Linked DNA regions of Homo sapiens: region 1 is linked to region 2. The links are chromatin contacts, found by Hi-C or POLR2A ChIA-PET in ENCODE. All regions are on one chromosome and are shown on one strand. Each heading gives the region's core, a stretch centred on a gene start or an enhancer-like site at or near the end of the contact. The rest is flanking DNA. Distances are from core to core; before and after follow the strand shown. Region 1 has its middle 21 kb from the start of CCDC32. Region 2 holds the start of BAHD1 (bromo adjacent homology domain containing 1).

Region 1 (2,700 bases), core at 133-2,632, 100 kb before region 2:
CTTTTAAAAATTACTTCTTTAGCAGATAAGTAGAAAGGGAGGAGGCAAAGGTGAGAGGGATTGTGTGTGTGTGTGTGTGTATGTGTGCAGAAGAAAGCAGATAGGTTACTGAGAGTTTATGAGCATTTTAAAGAACAGATATTTCCAGGACCAGTTTTGGCTCTTTAATCTTACATCCTTTGGGGATGAGACCATCAAATATTGGCTTAGCAGAATGCCAAGGTGCAGTGTGGTCTTCAGCATGGTGCCTGATCAAGGCAGACAGGATGCGGAGTGTACATTGGGTAAGAGTATGGTAGAGGAGACCCACAGTTGTTAGAACAATCATCCCAAAGGTAAACTCTTGGATTGATAAACTGACATGTTGTTGGTTTCTTTTTCCTCTGTTCAGCTCAACATCTTTATCAATGATTTGGTTGAGTGAATAGAAGGTAACCTTATCAAAAGTGAGAGGAGTAGGTAATTGAATAAAAGAATAACAATTCTAAAATTTTTCTATAGACTAGAGTGATGGGACAAAGTATGAAACATGATACAGATAAATGTGAAATCTTTCATTTGGGATCAGAAATTAACTACACAACTAGAGGACAGAGAAGAACAGAGTATTTATTAGTTTGTTCTAGTGACAGAAGCCAAGAAGCCAGACTCTGGAAAGTTTTCCAAGGCTGTTGAAAAAAAAAAATCCAAGCCGGACTCAATTCTAGTCTAAGACATATAGAGCTGGCTTCAGTTAGCTGGACCTCAGGACTCCAGCAGTATCTTTAGCCTCTCTTCCTCCCACTGTTGACTCTCTCTGTGTGTTGGTATAGCACAGGGAGCTCTGGGCTGACATGATTCCAGTTTAGGAAGTCCAGAGGAAAGATAACACTTTCCAACCCCATATAATAGATGCCAGGGGGCTCCGCACAGTGGTTTAGGCTTAACAATCCCAGCACTTTGGGAGGCCAAGGTGGGAGGATCACTTGAGCCCAGGAGTTTGAGACCAGCCTGGGCAACAGAAAGAGACCCCGTCTCTACAAAAAAAAAATTTAAAAATTAGCCTGGCGTGGTACTGCATGCCTGTAGTCCAGCTACTCGGGATGCTGAGGTGGGAGGATTGCTTGAGCCCAGGAGGTTGAGGCTGCAGTGAGCTATGATTGCCCTACCGCACCCTATCCTGGGCGACAGAGCAAGATCCTGTCTCAAATAAATAAATACATTCCAGGGGAGGGACTCAGATTGGCTTGGCCTGGGTCACATGCTCATCATTGGAGCACTGACTATGACAAGGGCAAGATCTATGGTTAGGGGTACAGGATACTGTGGTAAACAGTCCCACCAGAACCATATGAGAATGGGAAGTGAAAGAGGATTGCTGTTGGCTGAAGAAAGGGGAAAGTGGTATGGAAAACCCCAAACAGGTGTTCAGTGTCTTAACAGTTCAATGGAGTCAGCAGTGTTATGTGCTGCTAAAAAAAAGTTATAATTCTAGGAATCAATAGTGGAAATGTACCTGTGTACCTGGGACATAGTAGTGTAAAAATATATTCTGCAGTGGTCATGCCTCTCTGAAAGCATCGTCTGGGCACCACATTGCAAGAGGATGTTCTGCAGTGAGCAGGTCTATGCAAACCTACCCCTAAAGGCCAAGAGAGCTGAGGGGCCAAAGAAACAGGCTGACAAGCCCGGGTGCAGTGGCTCATACCTGTAATCCCAGCACTTTGGGAGGCTGAGGTGGGTGGATCACGAGGTTAGGAGTTTGAGACCAGCCTGGCCAATATGGGGAAACTCCATTTCTACTAAAAATACAAAAATTAGCTGGGCACGGTGGCGTGCGCCTGTACTCCCAGCTACTTAGGAGGCTGAGGCAGAAGAATCTCTTGAACCTGGGAGGCAGAGGTTGCAGTGAGCCAAGATCATGCCACTGCATTCCAGCCTGGGCGACAGAGTGGGACTCTGTCTCAAAAAAACAACAACAACAACAACAAAAACAAAACAGAGAGAGAGGCTGACGAATCTAGTTTCTCAGAGATAAATGCTTAATAGAAACTTATGCACAGAAGCCATACCTTGGTTGGTCACGAGATGGTGGTTTCCATGCCCGCCCTCCAGAAAGTATCCTTTGTATAACAAGTTTTTAGGGGAAAACATGTGCAGCTGGTCACACCTCAGACTTTATTGCAAGTTTCATGACCACTGGGGAGGTTAGATAAGCATCTTTATGAGGGGTTATTTATGCTACAGGCATTCTTTCTTTTCTTTTTTCTCTTTCTTTTCCATTTTGTTTTTTTTTTTAGACAGAGTCTGGCTCTGTCACCCAGGCTAGAGTGTAGTGGCATTATCACAGCTTATTGCAGCCTCAACCTCCCGGGCTCAAGCTGTCCTCCCTCCTCAGCCTCCTGAGTTTGCTGTGACTATACCCCTGGCTAATTTTTTTTTTTTTTTAAGAAAAGTCTCAGTATGTTGCCCAGGCTGGTCTCATACTCCTGGGCTCAAACAATCCTCCTACCTTGGCCTTCCAAAGTGTTGGGATTATAGGCATGAGCCACCCCACCTGGCCAGGCATCTTTTTTTTTTTTTTCTTTTGAGACAAAGTCTCGCTCTGTCCCCCAGGCTGGAGTGCAGTGGCAACCTCTGCTCCCGGGTTCACACCATTCTCCTGCCTCAACCTCCTGAGTAGCTGGGACTACAGGTGCCTGCCACCATGCCCGGCTAATT
Region 2 (2,700 bases), core at 108-2,607:
CGGCCCCCGCAGTCCCCGGGGCAGAGTCCGGCCCCGTCGCCCGCCCCTCGGAGTGGGTGCCTCGGACCCGCTCCCCTCCCCGACGCCACCACCTGCGCCCGCTCCGGCGCCGCCTTTGTCCGGCGCTTCACCGCCAAGCGAGCCCCTCGGGCCCGACCTGACCCGGCCCCCAGCCCCAGAAGAGAGGCGGCGGAGCGAGCAGGGCAAGACCAGGCCGGGCCGCGAGCACAGGGTCCCGCTGTCACTTGGAGGCGGTCTGACAACTTCGATTCCCCCCGCCACACCTCGGACTCGGCCGCCGCCCCGCAAGGTCCCCGCAGGGCCTCCCGCGGCCCACACTCGCTTTTCGAACCGGTCCCCTTCCGTCTTCGGCGCCTCCCTTCCTCTCAGCCCGATCGAGTCGGGTCTACACTACTCCCCCCTGCCGCCCCCGGCCCGGCGCGGCCCTCATCCCCTGCCCCCCATCCAGCAATAACCGGTCAGCTCCCAGCGCGGGAGGGCGCCCCCCACCCTGAGCGGGCGATCCCGCGGCGCCGCCCCCGGCCGCGGCCCCTTGCCTCGGGGACCGCGATGGGGGAGGGGGCGCGGCGGGGGCCTCGCCGCCCGCGCACTCGGAGGCGAGCCGGCTCCGCCGCGGCGAGGAAAGACCGGCGTCCTCCCGCCCTCCGCAGCTCGGGACGCCCGCGCCGCCGCCGCCCGGCCGAGCTGCCACCCTGCGGCCGCCACCCACCCCGCCCCCGGCCTGCAAGGCGGGCGGCCCCCGGGGGCTGTCACCTCGAGGCGCGCCGCGTTCCCCGATGGCGGGACCGTGGTGCCGGACCCAGGGGAGGGAGGTGGCGCGAGCGGGCGGGCGGCCGCACCTGCTTCGCGTCGTCCGTCCGTCCGTCCCTTCCCGGGCTGGCGGGGGCGGTGGCGCGGCGCGCTCGGTGGGGCGCGCTGACGGGCGGCCGGTGCTCTCCCCCTTCGCTCTTCTGCCTACCTCGCTCGCTCCCTCCCTCCAGCTCGCCCCTTCCCCCTCCTCGACCCCGGCCCCTGACTCACCAGAACGGGCGGCGCGGACGGCGCGGCTCTGGGCGCCCGCAGGCCCCGGCCGGGCTGGAATCCGGCGGCTGGAACCCCCCGGGGGCGCTCAATTCCCGGGCTCCACGCTGCTGCGTCAGCGCCTCCTCCTGGGGGCCGGGGCCGGGCGGGCGGAGCGGGGACCGCGGCCGGGCGGGGCCGTCGGGGGGGGCGGGCGCGCCTGGCCGGGGCGGGCGGACGGCGGGGGCCGGACGGGCGGGGCAGGCAGCCGGACGGGCGGGCGGCGGGGGCCGGGCTCCGGGATCCGCTACGCCGCTCGCGGTTCCCCCACAAACTCCCCGAGAGCGGAGCCTCCGCCGCCCTCCTTCCTGCTTCCTCGTCCCCAGCCAATCAGCAGCGCGCCCCTCGGCCAGCTCCGCCAATCAGCCGCCCCGCCCTGCGCTGGCTCCGCCAGCCAATCCGGCCCTCGGCTCCCCCTCCCGGTCTCTGACCAATCAGAACCGTGGGTCGGTCGTCCCAACGCAGGGGGCAGCACGAGGCGGCCGGGGGAGGCGGTGCGGGGAGTGGTGGGGCCTTGGGGGAGGGGTGCCGTGCCAAGGGTGGTGGCAAGGGGTGATTTTCTTTGCCGGCTTCTTGGATTTTTCTCTTCGTCTTCAGAACCTGAGCCCGTATCCCACGGTGACTCGACCCCAATCTCCCAGCTGCTAGCCCCCCCGGAAAAATCTTATCTCCCCCCGCCCTGGCCATCACCCCTCCGCATCCCCTTTCCCCCAAATCCTCCCCAGCACGCGCTGGAGAAAACTGCGGGCCGAGGAACACCCCATCCTCGCCGGAGGCTGCTGCCCCCAGGGCAAAGCTTCAGGAAGACCAGCCGAAAATCAAGCGAGAACAACCCCCCTTTCCTGCAGAAAGGGCCCCAGACTCCTGCAAAAGGGCCCCGACTGCTGAGAAGCCCCTCCCGCCCTTGCCTCATCTTTCCGACTTCCCTGCCTGCCACGTCTCCTTTCCTTTCCAGCAAGGTCGGTCCTGGCTCGGTAACCCCTCACCCGCATCTCTTTTTCCTCTTTCTGCCCTTCACCTACCGCCCCCAACCCCAGCTCCTAATTCACCCTCTTCAGAAGCAGAGTGTGGAGCCCTCATCCATTTCCAGCTGACAGCAGAGCCTGGTCTGTGAGTCCTTGACACCCACACACCCTCTTCCACCACCGCGGGGAACATCAGAGCTCTCCGGGGGAGGGAGAAAGGGGCGGGCAGCCTGACAGGAGCGGCTGGACTCCCTCCCTCGCGTCCCCAAGCTACGGGAGAACCAAGTGTAGACACTTACCTGGCTTCCCCCTAGTCACCAAATGCTGTGGCTCCGTCTCTCACCCCCACAGACGTGCCCTCCCAAGCCCGAGCACGCTCGCGGGGTCAGTGGGGTGGGTGGGCACAGCAGGCTAAGGGCACAGAGAGAGATGGGAAGTCCCTGTTAGGTGCGGGAAGGAGCTGTGTCTTGGGCACCTGGTGGTGCCAGAGCCCGCCTAGGACTTCACTAAGCCCGGGATATGCACACAGTAGGTTCTCGAGAAATGCTGAGTTCACCCCTGAACAAAGCCTCATTCCCAATTCAGGCGGGGGAGGGGAGCTTTAGGAGGTAAAAGGAGCAGCGGCAGAAAGGGTAGTGTCAAGTCACCAGAGCGC

What was found. Hi-C counts contacts between places; a loop is a spot of excess contacts on that map. ChIA-PET counts read pairs that join two places held with the same protein, here RNA polymerase II (POLR2A). Pooled maps may share reads with other maps.
Region 1: a loop to region 2 is called in a pooled map, with 2.9 times the contacts of the local background. The contact joins the enhancer-like site here to the promoter of BAHD1 in region 2. A Hi-C loop is called at or near these places in 3 of 50 pooled maps. POLR2A ChIA-PET finds 5 or more read pairs at or near these places in 7 of 52 experiments (H1, MCF 10A, Panc1 and 4 more).

Annotation. Positions count from the first base shown.
Region 1 is chr15:40,542,718-40,545,417 of GRCh38, reverse strand. It overlaps a transcript of CCDC32 not described here. Among named protein-coding and RNA genes, the nearest start is that of CCDC32, 21 kb to the left of the region's middle. RefSeq lists an enhancer at 1,382-1,481 and a silencer at 1,632-1,731. Within about 2 kb of position 1,382, at least 3 of the 41 ENCODE cell types and tissues checked have a DNase peak (open chromatin) inside an H3K27ac peak, as active enhancers do.
Region 2 is chr15:40,439,610-40,442,309 of GRCh38, reverse strand. It overlaps BAHD1 (bromo adjacent homology domain containing 1), which reads right to left and starts at 1,357. Exons shown (of 7, transcript NM_014952.5): 1 at 1,042-1,357. RefSeq lists silencers at 1, 22-141, 862-921, 1,370-1,555, 982-1,651 and enhancers at 307-806, 807-1,308, 2,114-2,651.